Linked DNA regions of Homo sapiens: region 2 is linked to region 1. The links are chromatin loops, found by intact Hi-C in ENCODE. Cell type or tissue: heart left ventricle. All regions are shown on one strand. Links, peaks and the distances in the headings refer to the core of each region. The heading gives the core; the rest is flanking DNA. Region 1 overlaps PAM (peptidylglycine alpha-amidating monooxygenase). Region 2 overlaps PAM (peptidylglycine alpha-amidating monooxygenase).

What was found. Hi-C counts contacts between places; a loop is a spot of excess contacts. Peaks named below come from ENCODE experiments on the same cell type or tissue, not always from the same donor. Only the 100,000 strongest peaks of a DNase experiment are listed, where the experiment ranks them.
Region 2: it touches region 1 in a loop (2.4-fold over the local background); 11 of 110 quality-filtered maps call a loop at or near these places.

What each region holds. Positions count from the first base shown.
Region 1 is chr5:102,858,958-102,874,971 of GRCh38, forward strand. It overlaps PAM (peptidylglycine alpha-amidating monooxygenase), which reads left to right. Exons shown (of 26, transcript NM_001177306.2): 2 at 6,866-7,327; 3 at 8,316-8,436. The coding sequence starts at 7,239. Among named protein-coding and RNA genes, the nearest start is that of PAM, 110 kb to the left of the region's middle. RefSeq lists a silencer at 7,159-7,288. In heart left ventricle, for the core only: no CTCF peak of the experiment used is centred there; a DNase peak (open chromatin) is centred at 7,044; H3K4me3 peaks cover 2,684 bases; H3K27ac peaks cover 3,948 bases.
Region 2 is chr5:102,917,298-102,933,311 of GRCh38, forward strand. It overlaps PAM (peptidylglycine alpha-amidating monooxygenase), which reads left to right. Exons shown (of 26, transcript NM_001177306.2): 6 at 7,660-7,745; 7 at 9,288-9,371. Among named protein-coding and RNA genes, the nearest start is that of PAM, 170 kb to the left of the region's middle. In heart left ventricle, for the core only: no CTCF peak of the experiment used is centred there; no DNase peak of the experiment used is centred there.

The DNA of each region.
Region 1 (16,014 bases), core at 4,813-8,812:
ATGTCAATGCATTACTCATGTGTTTGTGGTGATGCTGATGTTAACAAACCTACTGCCCTACCAGTCACATAAAAGTCTGGCACATATGATTGTGTATAGTACGTAATACTTGATAAAGATAATAAACGACTGTGTTATTGGTTTATGCATTTACAATACTATTTTGTCTTTATTTTAGAGTGCACTCCTTCTACTTACAAAAAAAATGTTAACTGTAAAACAGCCTCAGGCAGGTTTTTCAGGAGGCATTTCAAAAGGCATTGCTATCATAGGAGATGACTGTTCCATGTGTTATTGCCCAGAAGACCTTCTGGTGGGACAAGATGTGGAGGTGAAAAACTGATATTGATCATGCTGATCTTGTATAGGCCCAGGCTAGTGTGTGTGTGTGTGTGTGTGTGTGTGTGTGTGTGTCTTCACTTTTAACAAAAAAGCTTAAAAAGTTTAATAAGGTTTTTTTTTAAAAAAAGCTTATAGAATAAAGATATACAGAAAGAAAATATTTTATATACTTGTACAATGCATTTGTTTTTTAAGCTAAATGTTATTGCAAAGGAGTTAAAAAGTTAAACAATTTTTAAAAGTTTATGAAGTAAAAAGCTACACTGCACTAAGATTAATTTATTATTGAAGAATATTTTTAAAATAAATTTAGTATAGCTTACAGGAAACTGCATAAAATCTCCTGTACAGTGTTATAAAGTCTATAGTAGTGTACAGTAATGTCCTAGGCCTCTCACTCACCACTCACTCACTCAACCAGAGCTACTTCCAGTCCTGAAGCTCCATTTATAAGTGCCGTATACAAATGTACCATTTCTTATCTTATATACAGTATTTTTACTGTACCTTTTCTATGTTTAGATACACAGATACTTAGCATTATGTTTGAGTTGTTTCCAGTATTCACTATAGTAACATGCTGTACAGGTTTGTAGCCTAGGAGCAGTAGACCGTATAGAGCCTTGGTGTGTCATAGGCTATACCATCTAGGTTTATGTAAGTACAGCCAATGATGTTCACACAAGGATGAAATGGCCTAACATAACAATGCATTTTTCAGGACATAACCCCATTTTTAAGTGACACACGACTCTCTATATGTATGCTGTTCTATAATTTGCTGTTCAAAAATTGATGTCTTTTTTCTTCCTGACCGGTTCAGTCCTAAAGCAACTATCTAGGGCAAAGCAGGGTAGAAATTGAGGAAGGGTGGCCTGGCATGGGGCATTGGAGCCCATATTAGGTAAGGAGGCATCCGTGTGATGGGGTTGGTGACCTGGCATGGAGCATCAGAGCCCAGACAAGGTGAGGAGGGCATCCATGTGTGTGCAGCCTGGTATAAGGTGTTCACAAAGGGCAAGTGAGATAAAGTACACAAAGAGGAAGGTCTTGTGCAGGGCTTTGAGCCCAGGTGGGAGAAGGGGCAGAAAGCAAGGAAATGTTCAAAGGATGATAGGAATATGTCAAAGGCTAGCACTTTGGAAGGGCGAGGTGGGGGAATAGCTTGTGTCCAGGAGTTTGAGACCAGCCTGGGAAACGTGGTGAAACTCTGTCTCTACAAAAAATACAAAACAAATTAGCCAGGTGTAGTGGTGCATACCTGTGGTCCCAGCTATTTGGGAGGCTGAGGTAGGATGATCACCTGAGCCCAGGAGGTAGGGGTTGCAGTGAGCTAAGATCATGCCACTGTACTCCAGCCTGGGCAACAGAGCGTGAGACCCTGTCTCAAAAAAAAAAATAATAAAATAACCGCTTCACCAAAACATATTAATTATAAAGGGGAAAAAAATAGTAACAGTATGGTGGAAACAGCTGGAAGACATCAATTTAATCAAATGGTCAAAGTTAATATTGTCAGTAATGAGACAAGTCACAATCATAGCCACTTAATAAAATGCTATGGTAGCCAGCTTCCAAGCAGATGGTCCTCCCCACCTAGCTATTCATGCCCTGGGTGGTCTTCTCCTTCAGTGGGTGGGGCTGACCTGTATAGCCAGCAGGATGTTAGAGAAATGATGGTATGTGGCTTCTGATGCTACATAATAAAAGACTGCTCACTCTGGGGGAAGCCAGCTGCCATGTTGTGAAGACACTCAAGTAGCCCGAGAGAGAAGCCACATATTGAGGACATGTTTTTTTGCCAACAACCAGCACTAACTTCCCAGCCATGTGAGCAAGCTGTCTTGCAAGCAAATCTTCCAGCTCCAGTCAAGCCTTCAGATGACTGCAGTTCTGGTTCACATCTAAACTACAACCTCATAAGAGAACCTCGCAGCTAAGCTTTTCCTGATACACAGAAACTTTGCAAGATAATGCTTATTGTTTTCACCTACTATGTTTTGGGATAATTAGATATGCAGCAATGGACAATTAACACAGATATAGTGAGAAGAACACACCATCATTTCTGTCATACTCCTGCCAAAGATACATAACCTGAATCTGGTCCTAATGAAACATAAAACAAACACTGATTGAGAGGCATTCTGCAAAATAGCTAGCCTGTAATCTTCCATAGAGTCAAGGTCATAGAAGCTGAAGACAGACTGAGAAACTGTCTGGAGTGAAGCAGACTGGAGATATGACAGCTCTCTTTGGAACACCTGATTCTGAACTGGATTATTTTACTAATAAAAGACATTATTGGGACAGTGGGCAAAGTTTGGAACCTGAGGATTAGATGTTAGTAATGTATCCATGTGAATTTTGTTATTTTGATGATTTTATTGAGGTTATGTAGTAGAACATATTTGTTTTTAGGAAGTTATACTAAAGTGTTTAGGGATGATGGAGCATCAGGTCAGTAACTCTAAAATGATTACGGAAAAAAGTTATTTGTACTATACTTGCAGCATTTCTATAAGTTTCAGGTTCTTTAAAAATTTTTTAAGTTATGCCAAAAATATGTTATAAAATATGCCTTTGGAGGCCAGGCATGATGGCTCATGCCTGTAATCTCAGCACTTCAGGAGGCTGAGACAGGCAGATCACTTGAGCTCAGGAGTTCGAGACCAGCCTGGGAAACTTGGCAAAAACTTGTCTCTACAAAAAATACAAATATTAGCAGGACATGGTGGTGTATGTCTGTAGTCCCGGCTACTCGGGAGGCTGAGACAGGAGGACTGCTTGAGTCTGGGAGGCAGAGGTTGGAGTGAGCCAAAATTGCGCCACTGCACTCCAGCCTGGGTGACAAAGTAAGACCCTGTCTCAAAAAAAAAAAAAAAAAAAATTGCCTGTGGCTTTAAAAATAGACACATATTGTCTTTTTTTTTTTTAAAGGGGTGCATAGCATTCTGGTTTTTGTAACTATAAGTTTTTTTTTCCACAAATCTCCTATTGAAGGACGTTTAAATTGCTTTCAGTTCTTTGCCATTATAAACATCCGGGTCTTTGTTATTACGAACAATACTAGTAAACATTTTTATAAACATAGTTGTGCCTTGTTCAGTTTTTGCCTAAGAATTAATCCTCAGAAGTCAAATTGCTATGTGAATGGATATGTGCCCTTTCATCAGTTTAATCGTAAGTCATTCAAGGAAACTGCATAAAATCCCCTTACAAGAAAATGAAATTTACAGTTTGGTAGTCATTTTTATTTGTTTCTCTCCCCCAGAAAGTAATTTCTATAAGAGTGGGAACGTTATCTGTCTTGATTATCACCGTCCCCAGCATTCAGAGTCTCAGGCATTCAATATATATTTGTTGCAACAACAATAATAGGGAATATTTATTATGTGTCTAGCACTGTTCTAAGGGTATTAATTTAGTTTTTGCTGGCAACAGCCCTACGAGGTAGGTAATATGATTACATCCATTTTGCAGATGAAGAAACTGAAGCTAGAGAGGTTAGGTACTTGTCTAGTTTCACACAGCTAATAAATAGTGGACCCAGGAATCAGGCAGTTTTCCTTCAGTTTACAGGTATCCACTATGCTGTACAGGGTCTCTTATAAATGAATACACGACTGAATGGTCAAATTGGTTAATATATTTATTTGGCTCTTTGACCAGTAACAAATGCCAGCTATCTTTTTTTTTTTTAAAAAAAAATGAAAATTAGAGGGAATGGACTGCCTACTTTGTAAGAGCCAAATTAGTTTTATGGTCTTCTGGACTAGGCTGTACTTAACTACCTACTAATACTCCTCCTGGAATTAATATCCATACAGGTATAGGTTATAAATCATTCTTACCTGAAGATTTTATGGATATGTAAACAGAACATTTGCTTTGTATTACAAATAAAATAGTAAATCTGGGCCTGCAGCTTGAGTCTAGGAGGCAGAAATTTTATTACTTTATGAACATACTCTGTTCCCCACCTGGGCTCCTTTGCTCCTGCCATTTCCCTGTACCTGTAATGCTGATTGTCCACCTCCCACAGTGGAAACTCTAACTGTCCTCCAAGGCTTGCTCAGTAGCCACCCCTTCCACTGAATACTGCTTTTACTCTTCTTTTTTCTTGCCCTCCTTTTGAGGATTCTTTCCTTCTTCAAAATTCTGAGTCTCTTTTTATAGTACTCATATAGAATACTACATTCTAAATATACCTTATGTTACTGTGTAGAGTTCTCATCTCCCTTAATAGACTATATTCTTTTTTAGTTTTATTCATTTTATAAAACTCCAGTATGTATTATAATCTTTTGTATAAAGTATTGAAACTAAGGGTTTTTTTTTTTTTGGATGAGTGAAGGAATTATCTCAATGAAATATCTGAAATATATTTAAAATTTTTAAATCTTAAATAAGAATACTAATAAAATTTGATTATTATATGTTCTACATTATCCAGAATTATAAAAAAAATAAAATAGGTGGACATGTTTTTTTTTTGATCTGATGATTTGTATTTTGTCTTTAGCTTACAAGTCATCCAGAAACAAGAAGCATAATTAGCTTTCATTTTTATAAGACCTTTTGTTCTATTCATGGCTACAAATACCAACTTTGCTTCTACCCACAACTTTAATTCCCTTTTCTTTAAGTGGGTGGTTTAGGGACATCAAAGGTAATAAAATCAAAGAGATAAGTGGAATATTTTTTTCAAAGGCTAGTACTTAAGGGTGTGTTCCTGTTAGAGAATTTTAATACTTAATTTGTTTTCAAGTGTTTGTGTAATACCAAATCTCCTTGCCAACTGGAAGAGGGACTGTCCTTGAATCCTGTTCTGAATAAAATATTAAAATATAATCCCTTCTTCATATATATATATATATATATATTTTTTTTTTTTTTAAAGAACTTCAGGGAATGTGAAGTATTGTCATTTGATAGGATTATACTTTGTTGCTAGCAAAGGCAATAGCATAGCCTTCCTGCCAATTGTTTCTCTTCCTCCAGAAGGAGTTCTTTCCTTTACCCACAGGATAAGGATAAAGCTGAAGGTTTTTGTTTCTGAAAGCCCAAACAGCAAGCCAAAGAGAAAGTTCAAACAAATATTGTCAGTCTTTTAAAAATGTCATTGCTTATGTAAATTAGCTGACCCTTGACTGCTGGTGAGCCTCAAGCATCCTTGATTTGGTTGGATGTTAAGTCAGGTTTTATTTATATTTGGTATATGGTATCTAGAAAGCACTTATCATGAAGAATCTCACTTCATTTAAGGTTAGTGCTTTTTTATTTGTTTTGGTTCTAGGTTTTTGTTTTGTTTTGTTTTAGATTAGCTTCACTATCTTGTGATTTCCAGAGGCTGATGTATTACTGTGAAACATTCCGATATGATTTTTCCTTATTTTTTCTTTTTACTGTTACACATCTTCCCATCAAATTCATTTGAGATTCTTGGAACGATGTTTATAGTTACTGACTAAAATAAAACTTTAATCTCTTTCTTTGGAAGTACAGTATTTTTATATTGTGAATTATACAGTTTTAATTTATGCCTTCAGACTAAAATTTGCAGGTTTGATAACATAGTTTTAAATATATTCAGTCAAAATATGAATATTTTCAAGTTTAACCTAGTTGAGTCCTCTTATAAAACGTTGAGCTGTAACATTAGTTCTTCATGGCCTCTCATTTGTATTAATGTGACGTTCTTGATCATAACCTTTGAAGATAAAATTCATTTGGGGGGCAGCTAAGATTCTCCCTACTCTTTCTAATTATGTTGTAAAACTCCAAACTTAGGAAAGGATATCTTTTGGAAGGCATGCCTTATGAGTACAAAATTATTATTTTGCTTATGAGATGCAGGATTTTTAAATGGGCATTTACATCTTGTGTATCATGTTAGCTGTAGAGTTTTTGTTTGTTTTAAAATAATTCTGAGAACTTGGGCAATTCTGTGATGATCCTTGGGAGCTCTTGGTAGGAGATATCATTCCTCTTGGATCTGTAGCTCTGTGATGCATGTATATAAGCATGCCTTTGTTCTCAAAAGTCTTTTTCTATCTGATTACTGTGGTATCCAGTGCTTTGTCTTTGCCTCTCTTCGTTTTTTGTTTTGTTTTTTTCCTTGCGCCTTAGCCGGTCATTTGTGTGATGTTTACATTCAGCAGAGAGGTATTTAGAGCATTTTTGGTGAGAGAAAGGAGTGATAGAGGAAGTAAAGAGAAATTCAGACTGGGGTGGCTGTGAGGGATAAAGGGGGGAAGAAGTAGGAAAAGAAAACAGGAGTGGGTCCAAGGGAGGAAGAGCAAGCAAAGACAGAACACCGGCTCTACAGGGGCTGCGCCGTGGGGGTTCCTGAAATCTTGGGGGCTGGCTGTGGGGGAGGGAGCTCAACAGACCAGCATTTTCCCCAGGCTTGGGCGCAACCTTGTGAAACTACTAATGTATTAAAGAACCTCAGCTGGGATTTGCTGAGGACAAATGCTGTAACGTGTTAGTCATCCATTATCTGCTTCTATTTTTGCAGGTTCTGAATGATGACTGACGCGGGTTTGGGTGATACCCCTCACAGCCCCTGTCATTCCGGAGTCATAAGGCACCCGCGCGTCTAGCCCCAGCGCCAGGGCACGCGAGCGGCGCTGGAGGGAGGAAAGCTTCCGCCTGCGGGCCGGACAAAAGTCCCGCCTGCCCACGGCTTTTTGCCCGCCGCTCGTGACCGAGACGCCTCGCCGCGGCCAGCTCGCTGCTCTCGCTGGCGGATGGTGTGTGGCCGCCGCAGGACGCCCGCCGTGCCCGGGCCATGAAGTAGCGGCTGCTGGCGGCGCCGCTGCCCAACCGCCAGCCCCAGCCCCGCGCTGCGCTGCCCGGTCCTCTCCCGGCGGGGTCGTATCGGCGTGGACATGGCTGGCCGCGTCCCTAGCCTGCTAGTTCTCCTTGTTTTTCCAAGCAGCTGTTTGGCTTTCCGAAGCCCACTTTCTGTCTTTAAGAGGTGGGTGTTCGTTGTTCGGGTGCTTTCTGTGCATGCTGTTGAGAAATGTAATCACTTTTATGAACCTGAGTGTTGGCAAAATAGACGGGGTTGATGTTCTTTGCTGGAATGACTTGGAATTTTACCACAGTAACTTCTTGTGAAGTCCCCCGTGCAGAAAAAGCCCACTGCATTGTAGCCAAGCAGTTCTGGCTTTCAAAACTCCAATTAGAAGTTGTGATTTCCAAAACTAATCACTCCCTCTGGGGGAGGTATTTCAGGAACTACAATATATTCGCTTAGTTTTGAATGCCTGCTTGTTTATAACAGCTCGAAGAATAAAATATAAGGATACATCAGTGTCGAGGAGAAGCAGATCATAGACTGTAATAGCTCACAAGGAAACACTGAGCTGTATACAAACGCCTCATAATTACTTTATTAAATATTTATGTACTTGTACATTTGTAATTCACATCGCAGTCTTTTATTTCTTCCTCCTAACAGCTCTGCCTCCTAGCAAGATTATGGTTGGCTTTCTTGTTTCTAGCTAGTAATTCTGGACACTGAAAATAGTTACAGAAATTTTTACTGGGTCATGGTTAATATTTCTGCCATTAGAAAATTGGCATGCCTGTGATAATTTGTAATGTATTAATACTATATCTTCATTAACTTGAAACAGATATATGTTTTGACATATTTTTATATGACATAATTTTTTATAAATTTTCAATAAAAACAAGTTTTTATTGAATGGAGTTTTAAATGTAGCCTGGTTGATTGCATTGGTTATATTTTATTTACAAATTAGGTATATATTGTTATTGGACTATAAAATGAAAATCTGAGTATGTTTACGAACATTGTGTAGTCATCACATCTTTAGAGTTTTCATTGGGTTTAAATCAATCATCTTTAAGGTCATAGAATTCCTTTCTTTCCCCTTCTCATGTTGAGTTTAGATTCCATTATGTTCAAGAATATTGAAATTGCCCTCTTTTTTAAGGTTTAAAGAAACTACCAGACCATTTTCCAATGAATGTCTTGGTACCACCAGACCCGTAGTTCCTATTGATTCATCAGATTTTGCATTGGATATTCGCATGCCTGGGGTTACACCTAAACAGGTGAGAGGAATTTTGTCTTTCATTATTCACTTGTTCTGGATACAATCTATAATTAAAGTAAGGAAACTGCATTTACAGCTGTAGGAACTTCTTTAAACGTAGGCATTTGCTTTCAAGACTCCAGCTAAGGCTAGAATAATTGAATATTTTAAAGAGGGTTAAGTCTTTCAAGGTGAATCTTTCACTTAAATTTTGTTTTTAAAATTTTACTTATATTATCATTTGTGGTTTGAAATGGAATGTCGAAAATTTACATTTTGAGATTCTCTGTGGAGTAATAGCCTCTGTAATGCAGCATGCAAGTACGCATTAAAATATGAAAAATTATTCTAATAAAGGAAAATGATATTGAGCAGCTGCATTTAAGCTAGTTTGTTTAAATATCCTTTTATTGCAACCACAAGTCAAGAAATAAAAACGTGTTTACTGCTAAGAATTTGAAAAACAAAACATTCCACTCTTTTAAAAGTTAAGAAAACTGTTCATACAGGTGGCTGATTGTGAGTTTTCTTTAACCTGACTTGCTCGTTGTAAGAGATGTATTTTGAAATAATGGCAAAGCTCATATAAATGTGACTTATAGAGCATTTTGTGTAGAACTAGGTTGCTGCTAGGGCTTTCCCTCTTTTAGGTACACGCAAGAAGCTCAAACCCACTGCTGTCATGTGTGCAAGGTGTTTCATTAAGCATAAAAAGGCCAGAATTAATTATGCTTTGCAGCCAGGCAGTGCAGGGATTTATGTGTGTCATTAAAAGATAGTCCTCTCCTTTTGAAGGGCTGCAGAGACAGGGAAAGACCTGGATATTGTAGAGCTGCAGTGGCTGATGACTCATTGTTGCAGATAACATTCTATTTTTCTTTTCTTTTTTATTTTATTTTCAGTACTAGGAAAATAAAGTATTCGTATTCTACTTATTAGGCAGAATTCCCTTTGCAATTGACATCCAGAAGCTTTAGAGAATACACATGGGCCTTTTTTTGGGACTAAGAATTGGCATTCATTTATTTGAAGACCTGTGTATGATTGTCTATAACTAACTACCACTGTAAAAATGACTTTCACTTCCTCCTCATCCCCAAATGACCATGCAGATGACTTTCCATGCATTCAGTTGTTACTGTGCTAGCTTTTAATTTCATAAGCTTTTTATTTAGTATTTAACCGCAAAAAGTGTAATGAGATTGAGACTAGGAGAGAAGAACAACAGTTGCTCACTTATGAAGTGTGCCTCTTTTCTCACTTTTAAAACTGGGTTTCCCCCCTGTATTTGCTTGAACTGAATGTATTTTTTTTAAAATATCCACTAATTGGGTTTTCAAGCACTCTTTCCCCACAAGAATATCATTATTTTATCAAATAGTCTTTTGTTTGGTTCATTATTATTGTTATTCTTTCTTCTCATTATTTAAGAGTAATAACATTTAAATTACTTAACAATAATAATGGGCAACTGTGATGGGGTCAGTAATCTCAGAAAGAGATCTTAGAGGAATTGATTATAAAAAGTCATGGAGGAGCTCCATTTTCATAAAGTAAAATGTGTTCATTTTTATAATCCTATAATTATCAAAATAACTCCATGGGGAAAGAACATACATTGTTTAAATAATTGCTTTTTATTTTGCACTATCTGTATTCACCTTGGCCTCATGCAGTGCATATTTGCTGGTTGCCTTTCCAGCAAATAGCTGGTTGCCTCCTTGCTCCTTCTCTGAGACTATGTGATTCCCAAGAGCTTCCTACCCAGACTCCAGAGATGGAACACATGGACCGTGATTGATAATTGACTGTATCCCGCCTCCCTTTCCGCAATGATTGGTTCAAAAGAAAGTGTGTGATTTAGACCATTCAAATCTTAGGACTTTTGCTGAGAATGTATTTTTCTGTTGCATGTGAGCAGTAGGCTTGTCTTGCTAGGGTCTGCTGAATTCATGAGGGAGCCATGCCTATAATAAAACTAACACCATAGAGGGCAATGCAGAGAGATTGAAAGAATGTAGTGCTTGGTGACGTCACTACTTATGCAGTGTTCAGTTATGTTAGCCTTTCTGGTTTGAATAAAGTTGAGTTGGGTTTTGTCTTACTTGCAACTGAAACTACTGGGTAAATGATTCAGTTGCTCTGCCTGACAGCTCAGAACTGCTTGTTGAATATTTCTTCCATTTTTTTCCCATCACTCTCTGTTGACCATGTGCCATGAGTATGTAACTTGGTTCAGCTGACATACAGATCTTATACTTTGTAAACTTTTATGAGAAATGGTAGACTATCCATTGAATATGCCCAGGAAGAGGTGGATACAGAACCTTCAGAACCTCTTTCCTTCTGAATTTGGTGTTCTAGTGAGGAAGACCAAGAGCTCTGATGCCGTAAGTACTTTTGAAGAAAGTATTATTTTCTTAAAATGAAGATAAAACCAAAGTTTTACACAAGTCCTTAAGAGGAAAGGAGGTGAAAAAAAGCAAGACAGAATAATGAAAACGTATTAGAGGGAAGAAACAAAAGGTAGAAGGGAAATAAGAAGAGTTGACCGAAAAACAAAATGAAAAAAAGGTCCAAGAAAATGGAATGATCAAGAACAAAAATAAAAGGAAAAAAATCAGGAATAACTAGACTATGAAGAAAGAACATCTAAAAATCATAAAAGAATAGAGGTTGAAGGAAAATGTAAAAACAAGGAAAGACATTGAGTTAAATGGCAGAGGATTTTTTTTTTTTTGATCGCAGACAATCAAGAAGAGCAACAAAATTTAAAGAAGGAACAGAGAAGAACTTGAGTTGGGAATTGAGAGACATCATGTTGATTAAAGAAATGTATTCATTCCACAAGATTTTTTTAAAATAAAGTACATCTTAAGTTTTGGCAATAATGAAAGCTATATCAATACATCTTATGTGTATCCTTTCTTTGGAAAACTTGAGATTGTTAGGTAGGCTTAGATAGAGAAACAAGCAGATGTAGAACAGAGGTGGAAAGAACCTTAGACATAATACAGATAGTGCAACTAACTAATTTTACAGATGGAATACAAGCCTAGATTAGTGTCTTATCAAGGATATCCAGTCATGTCAGGCCTCTGAGTTGCCATTCTGCCATACCACAGGACTTTAAAGTGGCAATTAAAAATTTCTCCCATTAAACTAGATCCAGTGAGTCTGGGAAAAGTGGTTTATTATCTGTTGCAATATCAATTTTATAATCAAAGTAAGCTTATTCTGTCTCTTCTCTGACTTAAAAAATTTGAAAATAGTTTCCATCCTTTTTTAGAAATGGATAATCAGTGTTTAATCTCTGTTAATAGGTGTTTTTCCAGCCTTTGGGAAGATTAGAGAGAAGAGTAGGCAGGTTTTAAATAGCCTATCATAGAGATAAAGTCAGGATCTGGTGTTCCATGGCACTGGCTTCAAATCCAGCAGAGCCATGAAGTGGTGATATCTTGAGACTCCTCTTTTAGCACTGTTTCTTTCTTATTTGATTCCCTTTCTCACCCAGGACCCACTGGACTTTTGCTGTCACCAACTCTCATATCAAAAAACAAAAGAATTTGATAAACTGCCAGTTCATGGTCATAGTATGGTGATATCAATTTGACATGTTAACTATCCCTTTGGTGTTGGATTTCAAAATAAATAAAGGTATAATTACAATGGTTTTCCATAATGTTTATTGCCTAAATCTAACTCAAATCCAGGGGTTAAACAGATGCATTGGGGCTGGGCTGACAGCATCTGGCCTCAGCTCTTGCAGTCTCAACTCAAATTTGTTTCTTAACTGGCTAGTCCTGTTCCTTCTTCTGTAGAAAGGATAATAATAGTTTATTATCCCACACTACCAAGGTTGTTCTGAAGACTGAGTGACATAATGTTCAGTTGCCTTGCACATGATAAGAACTCAGAAAATGTATACTAATATTATTATTACTTGTGTTCAGGGAAATGTGAATGCACCTTGACACTAGAAAGAAATTGCTAACCCTTAGGCTTTCAGCAATGGCTTCATGGAGAAGCTAAGACATTGCAATAATTGTGAAGGAGATGAAAGTGAACCAAATGAAGAAAATAGAAAGTACAAACCTAGGCAAGAGAAACCTGGATAAAGTACTCAAAGAAGTAAATCTTTCAGTGTCCTTAAGTATTCATAAGTAGTTGTTTTCATTAAAAATGGACCTATCATAAGAGAATAAAAGGAACACTGAGAATAGATATGCTTTTCTCAGAAATTCTTATACATCTTTATATTGCTTGGAGGAGAAGTTATTAAAAGAACTCTCATCGGTTTGAAACCTTTTATTTTATATATATATAAAATATATATATTATATATAATACATTTATATATATTATATATATATATGTATATTTGAAATAAGCCTTGATTTTTTTTCAGTGTCTACTTTCCTAAGGACTTTATACATTGACCTTATTTAAAAAACACTTTTATCTAATGTAAGTACTTTCAAATCCTAGGTTTATGTAGCATTCTATTTATTTGCTATTTGCTCAACTTAGGTCCTCTGTGTTCTTAGCTTAAGAACTTACAAGTGCAAACAAATTTGCAAAAACTAAATGATTTTACCAAATTAAATATCTTCCTTGAGCCTAATTTCTTAAAGCCTTATATTAATTGAATTTCTTTCAATGAAGATGTTTTAGGCTGTCATTAGTGTAATCATTTTCCTCCCTTATTTTGGCAGTGATGATTTGAGAACTGTGAAGAAATACATCTTACCCTTTCTGAACCTCTTGCAAATTCTTGTCTCATTCAGCATTTGTCTTTTAAAGGACTCTTCAGATCATGCATTGAAATCAGAAAGCAGCCTATCCCTGTGTATCTAAGCACATATATCTATTGCCAGGAATCAGAACAATTCTGAGTTTAAGAATCACAGCAGATACCCCAGAGCAACAGGTTGAAAAACCTGAAATTAGAATCTTAAGTTATTACTTATTTTAAAATATTGATGAAAGAATGTTGTCGTTGAAATGAAACCAGAATGAACAAAATACTCCTACAAAATGTTCTCAAAATCTTCCCACTGTGTTTCACTTTGCTGTTTTCTCAAATTAACAGTCATTAGAAAACGTTAAGTAACGTACTTTAACTTCTTCATTTTCTAACATGAGGAAGAGATTCCCTTGCCTCCACAATACATGTATAATCTGTAAAAAGAACCCAGCTTTCATGGGCTTTTCTTTCTGCACTCCTGTAAGGAATCAGTTTTAAAATATCAAACCATAATCATAACATCATTTATAAGTGGCAGTTGCTCAGAATATCTGTTTTATCAGAGGTAATATACAAGTTAAATGCAGAATTGTTTTTATTAAATTCAGAATGCCAATTAAATTAGACTTTGTATGTATGTTACTTAGTTGTTCAGAAGCTTGGCTTTTGTCTAGTTTTCAGGCTACAATAACGTTAGGTCTATATATTTTTTAATTCCATCATTGTGTAAAAAAGATGTACGTATCCTCAGTCAGTGCTAAAAACTCAGAGTAAAATTAGCAACGGGGCCTACTTGAGGGTGGAGGGTGGACGGAGGGAAAGGATTTAAAAACTACCTACAGCCTACTATGCTTTTACCTGGGTGAGGGAATAATCTGTACACCAAACCCCCATGACATACAATTTACCTGTATAGCAAACCTACATATGTACTCCTGAACCTAAAATAAAAGTTACAAAAAAAAAATTAGCAAGGACTCCAGAAAAAAATGATACTTTACTGGAATAAGTTTTTAGTACTTTAGGGGTTGTGATTTCCTTATCTTTTCTCTAGTTGTTAGTATATAATATTTGTATTCTTTTGAAATTAAAATTTCAGTCTTTCTCTTGGACATAAGAATAAAAGGAAGGGAGACACCCCACACCACCATTTTTCTGTTTCCCCTCATAGGCTAGCTTGACTTTGAGTTTAAACCTCACTGCAGAAGGGGAGAAAACCAACAGCCTTTTGGGCACCAGCTGGTGGGATATCTATTATACTCTTTTTGAGAAAATGGATCCAAGCTCTTCGCGAAGCAGCTGTGCGATTGCTGGGAAGTGCCTAAAGAAGATCCCCATCCAACTCCAGGAGCCCCATGGATTTCCTTATCACCTCTGTGTGGTCAGCAGCCATGGTCCAGCCTACCTTCCCTAGTGCTGTGATCTGTCCACCACTACAGGCCCGACCCTCGTCTAATTGAATCTGTACAGCAGAATAGACATAGCAAATGAGGGTTACTTCTTGAGTCAAATACATTTGATTGGGAAGAGCTGCCTGGAAAGTGTTAAGAATTATGAGACCACATTGGGACTTGATGGGAAACGGTGCAGCGACCCATAAACAACATCTGCCACGAATGTGAAAGATAAAAGTCGCTCCAGTGGCCAGCCTCTAGAAAGAAGAATCCTGGGTGAAGATTGATTGCATTGTCATTGTCTTAAAATGAATATGAGTCGTGGCTTTTAGTGTTTCGTTTTCTTCTATTTTTTTTCTCCTTTCAGAGAAAATAAAACTAGCATGGTGATCTTCCTATTGAAGGAGGCATATTGAGAAACATCCTAATTCTAGACTAGCATTTACTTTTTATTTAGAAAGACTTATGCAATGTGTATAAAATTACAAGATTTGTGAAGAGAGCAACAAAATAAAATGCTGTATCTCCTCCCTCCCCAAATTGAGAAACTAATATTATCTTCATTTTACCAATGGGAAAGCTAATAGCAAAGAAAATAGCATCGTTATTAGAAAGGATGGCCACCAAGCCCTTTTTTTGTTTATTTAGCTGTGACACATTCATTCTTTTTTCCCTTTCTATTTTGAGAGCTCAGGATTGATGTCATTTAAAACAATACATGTCAAAATCTCAGATTAGATCTATTTGTATATTTACTCTGCTTTGTCGGCAAGTGTCAAGTATATGAATTAAGTAGATTACAAAAATGTTAAATGGCTTTTGTAAACGACAAATTAAAGTCACTTGTCATCCACTGTCAATTGTTTAAGTTTAAATTATGATACTTCCTCTTTATTTTTACTGAAACTTATTTAACGTTCTCTTAGGGAAGATACGATTGAACTATTAACAATGTTTTTTTTTAATAATAGAAACATGCTACATATCTGGGTTCAGAACTGCAAGTATGAGTATACATTGACCATTTTTTCCTTTCTTTATAAAAAATGAGAAACAGATTTTTTATTTCTTATAAAAAATAAGAAATTGAAAATTATTTTCAATCAATTTTGAGTATGTTTGAATTAACATGATGCTTGAGAATATTTTAAAATTAGCTACAGTGTAAAAGACTCCTTATGATCACCTATTTTCTCAATAAGGTTCAGAGTCCTTTTGCTTTTTATTTTTTTTCCTAGTAAATATTTTAAAGGAGAAAACATACTTAGTGAGTATTCATTATGTAACACTACTATATTGGGCACTTTACGTACATTGTCTCATTAATTCCCATAAAAAGTCTGTGTTCAAGGCATTATTATCCCCACTTTTTATATTAAAAGTTGAAACTAAAAGAGATTAATAACGTGTTCATAGCAAATAGCCGGTAAATAGGAGAACAAGGATTTAAATACAG
Region 2 (16,014 bases), core at 6,065-10,064, 60 kb after region 1:
CGTCTTGCATTATTTTTCTAAAATTTTTTGAGTCATGGAATTGATCACACTCATTTTATAGTTGCAAATCTATTCTTCAATTATTCTAAGACATAGACAGCACTTAAATGAAGACTCCTAAACTTTCACATATATTTTGGGGATGATACCTATAACAGTTTTGATGCTTAAAAATAACCAGAAGTCATTCACACTCTAGGGAAACTTATAAGGAAATACAAAGCTGTTTTAAGGAAAGAAGAAAAAGCTATTTTAACATCAAAATGTCAAACTTGGATTTCCTCTTTTCTGTTTGTTAGCTAGGATTTCCTCCTGTTTACACTTCAGTGTTCCATTTTCATTGCGAGCAGGTTGGCAAATAGGTGTCTTTAATATAGAAAACATGTTTCCCCTGAAATTATGAAGTTATAATTCATCTTCTATCTTCAGGAAGCATTTTTAATATTAACGCAAATAGCTATTCTGATGATGTTTCACTGTTGTGCTGCCCTCCTTTGCTCTTTGTAATTGCCTCTTTCTACTGTTCATTAAAATATATTTACAGTTATATTAAGTTTATATAAAAATAGTAGACACAGCATGAAGCAGTTTTCATTATATAGTGATTTTAATTTTAAAGTTTTTTTCCTCTGCACACATTCTAGCCTTTTGTGACTCATTCCAAATTAGCAGCTCACATTGGCAATGTGTCTAGTTAATTATATGCATGTGCATTTAAATTGCATACGTTGATTTGAACCTTTTAATATACTGTAGGGTGGTCCCTTTATAGTTAGAGTGGGCCTAGTGCTCAATTCCAAATTAACATACCTCTAGAGGTTGCAAATAAGGACCAGCTGATGGAAAAGAAGCAGCTCTGCTGACCCATGTAAAGAAAGTGACAGTACCTGTCAGATGTAACCCCAATGCCTTCTTCCCAGGCGTTTGGAGGAGGAAAACAATTAACCCTATCTAGGGACCAAAAGAAAATAATAGCACCAAGATTAGAGCAAGCATATCAATGGCATGATTTGTTGCACTCTATTTGTGCTCTATAGACTTAATTCAAAGCATGACAATTCTAAGTTCCCTAGATTTATTAGCTGAATATGAGCCTAAACTAAGCTCTAAGTGAGCAGATGCTCTTTTGAAGTTGTTAGAGTCAGTAATGAAATGAAATGAAGGTGCTTAAATTTACTATTTAAGTAAATTTTTATATTTAAATTACCCAGTTTAATTTAAAGTAAGTAAATTTAAATTTACTTAAATAGTAAATTTTGAGGATATCTTGGAAATTTAAATATTGTATTCATCTATTCTATGAATTACTTCATTCTGTTTTTACTCTTAATCAATTTTTTAAATGATAAGTGATTAGCTACTTAGAGTTTCAGGCTTTGAAAATCATAATATTTTGTTTATACAAATTGTGTTGGCATTTGGGGTAATTCTGGAGTGCTCTCTTTTTTAAATATGAGATTGTAGGCTTGTGCATTTTTTATTCTGCTGAGCACAGGACATAGGGTTTAAAGCAATTTAGGATTGCAAACCCCAAGATTTTGTGTTTAAAATATTGGATGATTAAAACGAGTGGGCTTCTTATGTATCCAGTGTTATACTTTGGTGTGATCTTCTATACATAGCTAAAATTATTTTTAGTTCTTCCTATTAATATTTGATTTTAAAGCTATTTCTAATGACACTTAGGACCAACTAATCTTAACAAACCAAAGATGGCTTCTACAGGTTGTTTGATGTTTTTTGATGAAAAAAAATCCAAGCTGGTTAAATGAGGCTATTTCCAGCTGTTCTAACTGGGAATCATTCTCAAGCTAAAGCAGTAGTGCTTTACCATCTTATGAAGCTTTAGCTTAAATCCCTTTCAACTGCTTCTATTTATTAACCACCTGCTGTGTCTTTTTAAATGCCACTATCTCCACAGGGTTACAGCTGCTGATGAGAAGAAAAAGGAGATAAAACATTATATATATATATATGCCTGTATGAGAGATACTCTGCTTGGGTACTTATTTAAATGACTGTTTTTTAAAGGTGATGTTGTTTTCCAAATAAGCCCACAGCTTTGTTGCCTCCCTCCCAGTGATAATGATTCTTTGGTTGAGAACAGTATTTGCATATGCTGTCTTTATGCTCCTGTTCCACATCCTGGCCCCTGTCATCCATACACTATATACAGCAGGATTCAGTGTGTCTTCTGCAATCCTCTCTTTGTTTTTTCTGCCGTAGGAAACTTCTAAAGTTAAATATATGTAACATCCTTGTCAGTATAAATAAAAATAACAGAATCTCCCAAATCTACACTGTCTCTTGTTTTAAGCACTGTAAAATGTGTCATTGAGTGCAGTAGCAATGTTTAGACATAAATTACTGATAGGCTAAAATTAATAGCATCCATTCCCTTTTTCCACTTTAATATTGTAATAGATTCCTATCATATCGCATATTGGGATAGTATAACGGATCAATTTTTAAAACACAGTTGGTCTCTGATTCTAACTTCCAGTCACCAATTTGGTGAGTATGTTCCTTGGCTAATAATATTAAGGTACTTGGATTAAAGGTGTTAATAGGAGTTCCTTAGAAATTGCCCAATTCTTTGTAGACTAGTGTCAACTTTAATAAAATAGAATGTTACAGTTGGAACCCTTTTGACTGTTTCAACAGAAACAAATGCATTTTTCCTCACAAGACTAGTACTTTATGTTAAATACAGTAGCAATATTATAATGCAGCGTTGTATTTAGCACAGATCCAGAACTGTGAAATCGGAACATCTTGGTTTCAAATCTCAGCTCTGCTACTTGGTAGTGGTAATAAACATTGGTTAAATGATGTAACCTGTATTGGTCTGTTTTCTCATCTGTAAAATTGGGCTACTAATCTTGGCAGCTTGATTGGGCCATCATGAAGGGTAGATGAGGTAATATAAGTAATGTGTTTGGTGTAGTGTCTGGCATGTAGAAGGGATAGCTATTATTTTTATTCATTTATTGATAAAGTATATATTAATCATTCACTATGTGCCAAGCACTTTGTTGGGCATGGAGAATTTGGTATGAATAAAACAGACACACACTCTGCTTTTATGGACTTACTGCCTGTCTAACCTTATTGGAGCAAAGGAACAGTGGGTAGTTTCTGTGATGCTATTTATCAGGCTGATATTTCTTAATCACCATTCTAATTTGCTTTTTCATTATGTATCATTCTAATTACTATATTAATGTCTGTCCATTGCATTGAAGTTCACATAGGATTGTCTGAATTTGGGAAAATATTCTATGGGTTTATAGAACAGGTAATAGTATTTGAATATCTGACTCATACTGAATGCATTTTGAAAGGTAAGGACCATCCCCTCATGCTATTGATTTTGTGTTGTGTTTCTTTAAAAAACTTTCTAACTTTAGATCAGTTTTCCTGGTTGTGGTTCTGTTAGATATGTAATGCATTAAAATTGGAATTTAAGGCTATACAGACTTAACTTGAGGGCATGACAATTTTTTTTTTTTTTAGCCAAAAGAAGAAACGAGTTATCAGTTCTGATATTCCCTGAGTAACCTTGGATTTTAAATAGCCTTTAACAGATACAACCAGAGAGTACTTTAACAGTCAGTCATGCTGTATTTGGATAATTCGAAATGACAAGCTACCATTTTCAGTGCTTGGCACAGTCAGAAAATATTCATGCCATCTGAATGGTTTCCCCGTGGATTAGACGTGAAAAAGGTTCTATAGGAAAGGTCCAAGAATCCAGACTAGTTTTATTTTCAAATGTTAATTCTCATCATTTTTACTATGAATACTAAGAAACCACAAGGGAGCTATGTGAACCCTTCCACAATTTAATCGACTTAGTCTGGAGGAGCCTTATAGGAGAAGCTGCTAGAATGATAAGAAAAAGAAACCTGGTTGATGAGGCCTGAAATTACAACAGCCATTGATCAAGAGTTACATTGCTTCCCAGCCTTAAGGCTCTCTTTACTAGTAAGAATAGTAAAAATCCCCTCTACTTCCATAGGTCCTTTTTTTTGGGAAGCCAAAATATACTATACCATCTTTCTCTTTTTGGTCATTTTACATGGAGAAAATATGATGCCATTTTCATTTAAAATGGGAAATGGAAATATTTACCACTCTGATATGTTATCAGTTATAGAACTCAGTTCTCTCGCCCTTTTGTTTTTCCTCTTAGTCCTCCCATTGAGTTTTAGGATTAGTTCCAATGCCCCAGTGTCCTCCAGTGAGTCATTCTTTACTCAGTCTTGAGTTTAATATATTTTTTATTGTAAAACAGGGTTTTAAAAATTAAACCAATGTTTGCTTGGAAGCTCTTATTTACCAGACCTGATAAGAGAATAAAATATAAAATCATTGTCTCTTTGTGAATATGTCACAAACAACTTGTTTTATCTCAAATTTGATTTTAGAATTGCATGCACAAATTGCAACTTAGTTCAAGGATGACAGTAATAATCAAAGCTTATCTCCACATAATATCATTCTCTGCCCATAAATCAGTGTCAAGAATTGAGATAGAAGGGACTGTGACAGCCAGAGCTTTAAGTCATGGTTTAGCTGTTTGACCTTTGGAAGTTACTTAAACTCTCTGAGCTTATTCAACTTTAAATTACAACTTGCTGGCAGTGTTCTTATATGAGCTGATTTGTTCAAAAAACTAGGCAAACAATAATTCAAATTTATTGGTGTTTATATTTTAAATTTTTAATCTAATTTTTTTCAATAAAATATTATAACATGAAGTTGAGAGTGCAATACAATTTAAGCTAATTCAGCTCTTTAAGTCTCTGTACATGGAAAGTTAAAAACTCACCGAGAGGTAAGTTTCACCAAACATTTGTTTCATGCCGGGACTTCAGCATGAAGATATTATCCTACATACTTGTACTCGAAGTCCTCACAGTCTGGGTGGAGAGAGAGAAGTAAGCTGACACTTAGGATGAGGAGTGCTATAGTTAAGGAATGGAAGGTGGATGGGGGTCGGAGAACACTTTCCTGAGGAGGAAGGCTTGAACTGAATCTTGAAGGAGAAAGTGAATAAAAGTTTTTCAGGCAGACAGCTGGGATGGGATATTTCAGGCAAAGAGAGCAATGGAAATAAGGAAGATTGGAAACTGGAAGCAACTTGGCAGGATTAAAAAAGGGGGTGTTGTCTGGAGACAATGTCTAGATCATGAAAGGTCTTACGTGTTATGCTACAAGGTTTGGATTTTATTTTGATTTTATTTTTGGGAAGCATTTGAACGATTTTGAGCCAACAAATGACATAATCAAATGTATAACTTAGAAAAAGTTACTAAGCCAGTTTTCTCTGTTATATTTCAATCTGGTTCTTTCTAGTCATCCATTGAAAATCAACTTGCATATCAGAGGAAACAGTTATCTTGTTTAACCTAAGACTGTCATCACATTGGTTATAGGCATTTGTAATGTTTATGATCTTTGTTGAAAGCTATGAAAATTGCCACCCAAATCTTTAAATTTTAGTAGCTAACAGCAGTGATATACAAAGTTCAACACATTTGACAATATCATTTCTTTAACTATTATAGCTGAGGCCAGGAAGGAAAATTTTGCTTTTGGGCATCATCCAACATCCTGAGCCTTTTAGCACACTTGGCACAAGGATGTCACAGACATTTCTTCCAACGTACAATTCTCACATGGTAATGATCAGTCATCATAAGTATATTGTATTTGACAGTGAACAGGAAGAAACCACTAGTTGATGTCTTTTATATTACACATTACACAATCTCTTTCTACAGCCTGATTTATAGAAGCAAGATCACTTTGCTAAGTATAACCTTATCAAGACTTCCTGGTTCTGGGTCCCTCACCCCTTAATTCAGACAGATAATACAGTTGTCTGCACTCATTGCCTATCCTCCAACCTCATTTCTGGCTAGAAGCAGAAAATACGGTAAGAGTCCCTGCCTCTGAGTCTGAAGCAACTTCTTACCAGTGGTTTTCATATGTGCAACGTGGGTGTTTTCTGTGTTTCTGGCTTCAGTTTCTAACCTATTTAGGAATCTATCACAGTCTGCCTTTGCTTCCCATCCAGGTCAGGGGCAGTGTACATTTTTTTCTGTGTGAGCCAACCTCCGTCCCAAGAAGCTGTATTTGTCCTTGTCCTTTATAGTCTTCAAGCTTTTCAGATCTGCCTACACACCTGACTCACCTTTTTTGGTCCCAGTTTTCAAAACACAAATACACAAATCAACATAAAATGTAGCCTAACAATGTTTGGATTAAATCCAATTCAATAATAGAAAAAGCTGAGATATATTGTAATGGGAAAAAAATGGTGGCTTGGAGTCAGACATACTACCATCTATTAATGTGGATCTACCAAATATCTGAGTTACCGCACTGAGTGCCTTATGCACATCACCACAACAGCCCTATCACAGAGGTTTCCATATAGGAACTGGGCCTTTGAGGGCTTATAAACACGCCCAAGATACAGAGCTGCTAAGGGGTGGTTCTAAAATTGAACTCCAGATCTGTCTTTCTGCCTGGGTGCTCTTTTCACCCTGCAACACTCTCTGTCAACAGTGAATCTTCAGATAAAGTGAATGTTTTGTTAAATAATGCATTGCCCTGGAATAGTACTTTGAAGTTTATAAAGTCTCATTTGATTTACAGAATAACTCTGTGATGTAAGTGTACTTATCCCTGTTTTCCGTGAGAGAAAACTAAGGCTTGGTAAGATTCAGTAACTTAAAAAAAATTAAGTAACTTGCATAATATGATACAACTTATTAATGCATTCCAGTATTCATAAACTCAAAATGTCATGCATGTATAAGATCAAGAACTCTTAAGAGAGGCTGGGCGCAGTAGCTCACACCTGTAATCCCAGCACTTTGGGAGGCTGAGGCAGGTGGATCATCTGAGATCAGGAGTTCAAGACTAGCCTGGCCAACATGGTGAAATCCCTTCTCTACTAAAAATACAAAAAATTAGCCGGGCATGGTGGTGGGCACCTGTAATCCCAGCTACTCAGGAGGCTGAGGCAGGAGAATCGCTTGAACCCAGGAGGCGGAGGTTGCAGTGAGTCAAGATCGCGCCATTGCACTCCAGCCTGGGCAACAAGAGTGAAACTCCGTCTCAAAAAAAAAAAAAAAAAACAAAAAAACTCTTAAAAGGGACACACTTGTATTGCTCACCCCACTGATGGTAGGCACTGTAGGCACTGTTTGTTGCTTTGGCCAGATTTGTTGACAACAGTGATCGCCAAAGGGGAAATGTGTATGACACTTTTTTTAGTCCAGATTTCTGCTGCATTAGCTTTGGTTTATACAGACCGTCTATGTAATGCTTGCTTTTCTACCTGATTACATAGAGTACATTCCATGTATGAACATATCAAAGTAAAAATTATATATCTCCCTCACAGGATTGTTTCATATCAGGCAAAAAAAAAAAAAGTTTCCTCTTTTATGTGCTTTTTTTCACACAGTAATAGTTCTTTGCTCCAGTCTTTATTCGGATCTTAAAGCTAATATCATGCAATGATGATATATTGATGTACTTTGGTTTCAAATACCTTCCCCCATCACCTCCCACCATGGGGAGCAATTTATGCATTTCACTATTTAAATCTTCATTTATACTACTTTTTATTTTCTTCAGGTTTTGTGATGAAGGAACCTGTACAGATAAAGCCAATATTCTGTATGCCTGGGCGAGAAATGCTCCCCCTACCCGGCTCCCCAAAGGTATGTCAGAGCCTCTTGGGTGGTCTTATGTTCAGCTGCTTAATTTCTGTTTCCAAAGTACTTTTCATTATAGTCCTTTCTAACCAGTGTTGACAGTGTTCTGTATTGCTGCTTCACAGTGAAAGTACTTGCATTACCTCTTTTGTATTGAAAAGGTTTCATTTAGGTAGTTACTCTTTTTCTGCCTCTCTTTGGTAAGTAGTTTGCCCACACAACAGTTTAGATAAAATTAGAAAATAACCAAGGATACCTCAAGCCACCTTTGACCTAAGGCACATTGGTTCTTGACAGCAGACACATTTCATGAGCCAAGAGAGCTAGGAATTAAATAAACTGCTGTTTCAGCAAAGAATTTTTTACAGTCCTGGAACCTAGGTATCTAATGTGATGCCAAGACCTCAGCTGGCTTTCTGACTGCACCTCTAAATTGTACATAGCTTTCAATGTGTGAGTGTACTACCAGACTCTCATTTATTACCTGGATATTTCTTAAAGGGTGTGTGTGGGTCTGTTACAGAATAGGTCTGTCGTGGTTCATGGATGATCTCGTGATACACATGCACCTCTCTTTCCTCCCTTACTCATTGCCAGCATCATTAAATGATGTCTGATTTCTTGCACTTCAAATGAGCCTCAGAATTCTCTCCATATGAGGCAGCTGCAACCAAACAAGTTTGAAACTAACAGGGAGGTCTGTCATAGATTTGTTGACATACATTGGTAGAGGAGATTTGTTTAAAAAAAAAAAAAAGTATACTTCTGCCTGTAAATATTTTCTCTCTAGATTTTTTAAAGCTCACTAGCAAGCTTTATTAACAGTAAGACTAATAAGAATATTCAGATTCCAAAAAATCACTGAGATAATGGACTTCAGTAATCTAGTTGGTAACTGGTTTCCTCAATGACATTTTTGTAGATACCTCTTTTCACAGCAGAAGAAAAGTAATGCCACTTAAATGCTCCTAAGAGGTCTATTTCCTATATTCAATCACAAAATAAAATAAATATGAATATATACAAAACAAAATGGGAGAATGGGTTTATGTATGTCTTTTTTTTTTTTGAGACGGAGTCTCGCTCTGTCGCCCAGGCCGGACTGCGGACTGCAGTGGCGCAATCTCGGCTCACTGCAAGCTCCGCTTCCCGGGTTCACGCCATTCTCCTGCCTCAGCCTCCCGAGTAGCTGGGACTACAGGCGCCCGCCACCGCGCCCGGCTAATGTATGTCTTTTAAATAATCAATAGAGACAGAATTTTGTTTTGCTCTGTTTCTTTCAAAATGAGTGAATTGTCCTCTTAAAGTGTAAGTGATTACTCTGGTTCTGAAGTGGGAACTATGAGTAGAATTTCATCATAGTTTTGAGGAGATTATAATGACAGATTATATTAGAAATTATCAGTCAATGGTATATTTCTGTTTTCATATAATATAATTTTATATGTTATATGTTATTTCCCTTTGGAGTTCATAGAACAGCAATTTGAGATTAACTCCATTTTAGATGCTCATTTCTAATATATTAACTTTTTTGTAAATCTTTAGGTGTTGGATTCAGAGTTGGAGGAGAGACTGGAAGTAAATACTTTGTACTACAGGTACACTATGGGGATATTAGTGCTTTTAGAGGTAAGTTTTGAAGTGTTGGAACTAAGCAAAACTTCTAGTACTATATTGTTTAAAATACATGCACAAACTATTATCTACATCTTAAAAAGAATTGCCCACACCCTCTGCCCACTAGGGGATAACAGCTTTTGTTTCCTTTAATTTGGAACTGTTGAAGGAATGACTTTTATTTTAGAAGTCATTTCTGTTATGCACCTGTGCATCCTACTGTGTTTTCTTTTATGCTGACTTTATAGAGCTCTCTTGCCTTCTAGTGTATTGTTTTATCAGCCTGCTCTTGCTCTTATTAGGAGTGCGGATCATTCCAAGCAACACTGTTGGAAAGCATAGGAAGGTACTGGTTGTTTATATTTATGTTGCTCTGAGCAAGCCACCGAGAGTCTATAGGTTCTGCAATACCAAAGGGGTTCTCAAACACTCAGGCTCATGTCGATTCCTTATCTATCCATACGTGGCACTTCATGAACTCATCCATTGTCCACTGCTGTAAGGCACAGACCCCAGCCACCCTTTAGATAATGCTGAACACTCCCCTAGACACCTGTTGCTCTACCAGTGATCGCTATGCACTTTATTTAAATGCCCCTTTCCTTACTATAGATCGTTAGCATGAGGAAGGGGCCCTGTTCCCAAGGCAACCAAGATCAATGCTTGTTACTCCTGCTGCTGCATTTAGTCAAACTCCAACTGCATTCGGGTTCACACTCTTGTGTTCACAGGTGTAAATATTAAGATTTCTCCTTGTCTTGTTTGCTTTTCTACTATGTCTTGCTGACTTATATATATTCTCCTGAATTCTCTAATTTGACAGTATATTTCTAAGTAACCTGATATGTTTCCCTTTCCAAATACATTAGCTATCTCTCCAGCAACTAAGTTTGGAAGTAGATGTCCATCTCTGCCTATGAAATACCCTTTAGGACCTTTGCTAAGAGAGCCCCATGGGGTAGAAAGGACCATAGATTGCCAGCATTCAGAACGAGGACAGTAAATGCAGTCTCCCTCTGGAAAAGGGTGTTGAAAGAATGATTTTATGTCATTGAAAATGTACTATAATCAAATATATTATCAATTAATATATTTATTAATACACTAATAAATATATATAAATTAATATATATATAAATGGACCAGCCTATGAACCTAACTTAGAAATAAAATTTATTTTTAGATTAAAAATATGCTTTGAGTTATACACAAATAACTTTTCATTTTTTGGAATAGAACATAATCTTAAACTGTTAACTCTCTATAGTGCTGAGAGAAGGTTTTGCTGAAAACAAAGAAATAAATAATATTTGTGTTTGGGGAACAAAGACAGAGATTATCTGCTCTAAAAATTGACCATGCTGGTTTCAGTAGAACAGACAGATTGTGAGACTGCTGACTTCCAAAGTATTGACAAAGCTTTAATTTCCTCAAAAAAGGCAAGCAGACCTTTCCAGATCACCACAACTAAAGTAGCTCATCATACTGGCGCAGGTTCCCGCAAACCCTAATCTCTACCCTCTATAAAACCCTGTACTTCACTTTTCAATCTAATTCCCCTCAGCGTTGTAAGGACCCCTAACAGATACTGCATTGATACTCCAGAGAAAACACATGATATATGCTTGTTTTTAAAAATATGTTACTGTAATAATTTCTTATAAGGAGTTAATTTTGTTTTATAATTTATGTTTAATCTAGGGATAGTAAAAGTACTGATATTTTAATATGTAAACATATAATTATTCTTTGCTGTAAGAGACAGATAAGAAATTTTAACTTTTCAATAGTAGTTTTTTATTTTCTCTTAAAAACAAGTTTTTCTAAAAGATATATGGGGTAGAAAGATTACTAGTGCTATAATTCATATAACTTATTGTAATATTATTAAAATGTAAGCAAAAATTTCACTCATGTAATTCATTCAGTAGATACTATCAGGTCCCTAAAGCTTTATTTAGAGTAGTAAGTAAAAACATGGGAAAATATCAAATCTCACTAAAACAATGAGATATCGTTTTATATTTATTAATTGGGAAGTGGTGGATATTAAATTGTCCAGCATTTGGATGAATCTGATGTGCTTTAGGAGGCTTTATAAATTTAGTATGATGTTTTGGAAAGCATTTTTACCATTTCATGTATGTTTAATATATAGTATTAAAGTCTTGTTCTAGGCTTTTGTCCTAAAGAAAGATTTTTTTTCTTAAAAATGCTACTCTATCTACCCAGTTATTCATGCACATGAAAAACTGGAAAGTTCTCAAATGGCCCTCACTAGGACATTGGTTAAATAAATGGTATAACAACAAAAATAGCCAACAATAAGATCAAATACAGACTATATAAAATTCATGTATGCTTACCAGGATTGTCAAGCCCAAGAAAAAAAGGAAATGGTTGATGAATAAGAAAGGTAGGATTGGGTGATTTTTTTTTCCTTTAAAATGTTATAACATTGCCTTTATAATTACATGTTTAAATTCCACAAATAGAAGCATTTTGTTAACTCCTTCAATACCTTCCAGTTAGTGTACTGCACTCCCACTCACACCTCATGCCAAAAAAAGAATATGAATCTCTATATGCCTGATTTACTATAGGAATGTATTCTGCTTTCAGCAGCTTCTGTATTGTGATCTCATACTTATCTCCAGATGCACCTAGAAGTGGAAAATAATTGTATCATTTTATCTTCTAATTATAAAAAATGCATTAAATATTTATGTTATGTACATATTATATATATAAACAAACACACAATTATACACATACATATATAATCACAGCACTGCTTTTGGTGCCATTGTCAGGGAAGATTTTATTTCGTGGTTTTAAAACTATTGGTGATATTTTAAAGTATATAAATTGTAAATCTGAAGCAGAGTAACACTACTAGGAAATTATTATATTCTACTGAAAAGTGGGGAAATGTTTGGCTTAAGGGTATGAGCATTTTTCCACACAGGGAATGTTTTAGACAATTGAGAAACTTAGGATCTTTCTTTAATAAAGCACCAGAAATGAAGGCAAAACATCTTCTAAAAGTTGTGGGAATGTGGTAGAGTATCTGAGAGAGTATAACCTGAAGCCATACCTGGGCATGTTTTAGATCAAGCTTGTCCAAGCTGCAGGCCACAGGACAGCTTTGAATGCGGCCCAACACAAATTCATAAACTTTCTTAAAACATTATGAGATGTTTTTTGCGATTCTTTTTTTTTTTTCTTTTAGCTCATCAGCTGTTATTAGTGTTAGTGTATTTTATGTGTGGCCCAAGACAATTCTTCTTCCAATGTGGCCCAGGAAAGCCAAAAGATTGGACCATCCCTGTTTTAGACTGTGATCTTCCTTAGTATGAAAAGATTGGCTGTGATTTTAGAGTGAGTTCTATGGGATTACATAAAATGTTTGCTTTACTTTGTTTTTTTGTTTGTTTGTTTGGTGTTTTGGAAATTACACAGAATGTGAAGCTGTAAAATAATCCTTCAAAAACAATCAATTGTATTAAATGCCATATCAACCATAGTGTCAAGCCTATACTAGTGCTGGGTATACTAGTCTTCCTGCCTGTAGGAGTTTATTGTATTCTAGTAGGTGAGACAAGCACAAAAGGAGTGTGTTTATAGGCAATAATAATAATGCATACTGGATCTGAAGTCTGCAGAGAGACAGGAGCGTACAAGTATACCTGAAAGTGGAGAGGTATGAAGTCTGGGAAAGGCTTTCCAGAAGTTGGACCCAGAGCAGGGTATGGAAGGGTGATCAGGAGCTCCCAGGCCAGAGCAGGAGGGAAGACAGGTTCCAGACAAAGGTAAAAGTAGATGCAGAGACACGGGAGTGAAACAGCATCTTAGACACAAAGAACTTTGGGTCATCTGACGTTGCTGGAATGTGAAATGCATAGGGAAAAGTGGCAAGAAATTAGAAGAGAGGTCAAAGGTGGGGAGCAAGCCATAAAGATCCTTGCTAGGACTTGATTCCTAAAGCACTCAGAATGCTCTTCAGTCAAGCTGTAACCTGACTGGATTTTCATTTCCTAATGCCGCTCAGTCTTGGGCTTGAGTACATGGAAAAGCTACTAGCCTTATGAAGAAAGTATGGGGCTGTAGGTGGCCAGAGTGAGCTAGGATTGCAGCTTAGGAAGGCCAGAATGACTTTTTAAAAAATGTATAGACTTTTAAATTTTCTAAAACTTAATATTCCATAGGAAATAGGATGTACTCTAATTAGAAATGAATGTCCCACGTAGGTGATAGTATGTATGGTACCAGGTTTGGTGACCAAACTCTAAGTCCAGGCAGACTGGTAATGGCACATCCTAGTTTTGTTACCCTCGCTGAGTTTCTAAACCTCTCTTTGCTCTCCTCATCTGTAAAATGGTATCATAGTGGTATCATAAAGGTACCATACCTTTATATAAATAAAGGTACCTGGTTAAGTAGTCAATAAATGTTAGCTATTATCATTATAGTCCTCATGAAAGGATAAATTTCCCTAAATACAATATTTTGTCTAGTTACACATAATATGAAAAGGACGTGGTTACTTTTCAAAGATGTTGTAGTTTCTCATTATTTTTAGACACAGAACTGTTTTGAGTGTGTCACGTTGCCAGTAGAAGTTTCCTAGTTAAGCTGTGTTTCGTGTTCTCCACAGCAGTTTTTGTTATTCATAGTTCAGCTGTACAAAGATAAACTGCAAGACCAACTTCCTGCCCTTAAGGAAATTAGAATAGTGAGAATTGGGGATTCCTCCAGGTTTCCCTCTCCCCCTTTTTTTGACCAGTTTTTTCAGCGAAATCTTGTTCCGAAGTGAAAATTCTCCTGAGATTGTTGCTGAATGCTGCCACATTTCTTCTCGATGTTTTGGCCTAGGGGAATCTTAAGAAAGCTCTCCTCTCATTTTTAGAATTTCTGGCATTAGCTTACTAGTCTCCAACAATAACTCATTTCTCAAATTGAAGATCCTGTGAACTCACCTATTGAAGTTGGAACTGATATTCTTAGAATGAAGGTCAGGGTCTCTTCCCAAATGTATTGCCCTGATTGTCTTTGGATTGTCAAGACTTCCAAACTATAATCCACTTACTGTCATTAAGCTCTTGGCGCATATGGGAAAACTAGCAGATATTATTAACAACAAACAACACACTCTCTCTCTCTCTCTCTCTCTCTCTGTCTCTCTCGGCTTGTTTCCATGCCTTTCTCACAGCCCTGTATGTACACCTGCATTTTGTACATTTAGTATGTTCCTGGAAGTATAGCCAAAAGTTTTGCTTTCCTTAGAGTGGGTGTTTAATATTTACATTCTAAATTAAGTGAATACAGCCTGGAGATCCTATTTTCAACTCTCCTTTATGTAAGCTCTAAGAAGTTTCATCTCCAAACTTTGGGGATTATATTAGTAAAATCAGATCATAAAGCTCTAGTTAGAACACTCAGAGGATGATTGTTTTCAATAGCCAAATTTTCCAGAATGCTAAGGTTTTAACCCTTTAAGTACTATAATGTTAAAACATCTTGGATAGAAATCATTTTAGAATATATTATGTGTCTTTCCTGGGCACAGTGGCTCACGCCTGTAATCTCAGGAGGCCGAAGCAGGCAGATCACCTGAGGTCAGGAGTTCAAGACCAGCCTGGCCAACATGGTGAAACCCTGTCTCTACTAAAAATACAAAAATTAGCCAGCTGTCGTGGTGTGTGCCTGTAATCCCAGCTACTAGAGAGACTGAGGCAGGAAAATCGTTTGAACCCGGGAGGCAGAGGTTGCACTGAGCCATCACACCACTGCACTGCAGCCTGGGTGACAGAGTAAGACTCCATCTCAAAATAAATAAATAAATAAATGTATATATATATGTATATATTATACATACACACATATATGTATGTATGTGTGTGTATGTATAGATATATATACATATAATTGTATATATATATCTGCACTCCAGCCTGGGTGACAGAGTAAGACTCCATCTCAAAATAAATAAATAAATATATATATATAAAAAATAAAAAATAGAGTATATTACGTGTCTTAGGAAGTTAAATTAGATGGTACATGTTAAATGCCTACAGCTGTGCCTGACACAGAACAGATTGGCAATGAATGTTAGTTCTCCTTATCCCCTTCTCCCTTTTCTTCATAACTTTGAGATAGCCTAGTGAATATCAATGATTGTGCTATGATTTCTTTCCAGTTTTTAGGAGTACGTAGAGTTTTTCCATGTAACTGGGCTCATTGCCATCTCCTATCTGTTCTTCTGTATTTTCTGTAGCTTCCTTTGTTGTCAAGCTACCATTGCAACTCATTTTAATTCACACAACGCACTACATGGAGGAAAAGATGAGTAAGAACAAAAGTCTGCCCTCATAGAGTTCCCGTCCAGTGAGCATAAGTACACTTAAAATAATAACCGTAATAATGCGAGCCAGTACAAAGTTAAGTGCCATGAGAGAGGGGATTGGAAAGCAGGCAAGATCACACCTAGTTTAGATGTTTCAAGTTATCGGATTGATATCATATAGGCACCCTTCTTCCTGTTCTAAATTTATGTGTTAGATACAGAATCTAGATGAGTTTCATATTATCAGTTAGATATGGAATCTAGATGAGTTTCATATTATCAGTTAGCATAAATAGACTTTGGCTT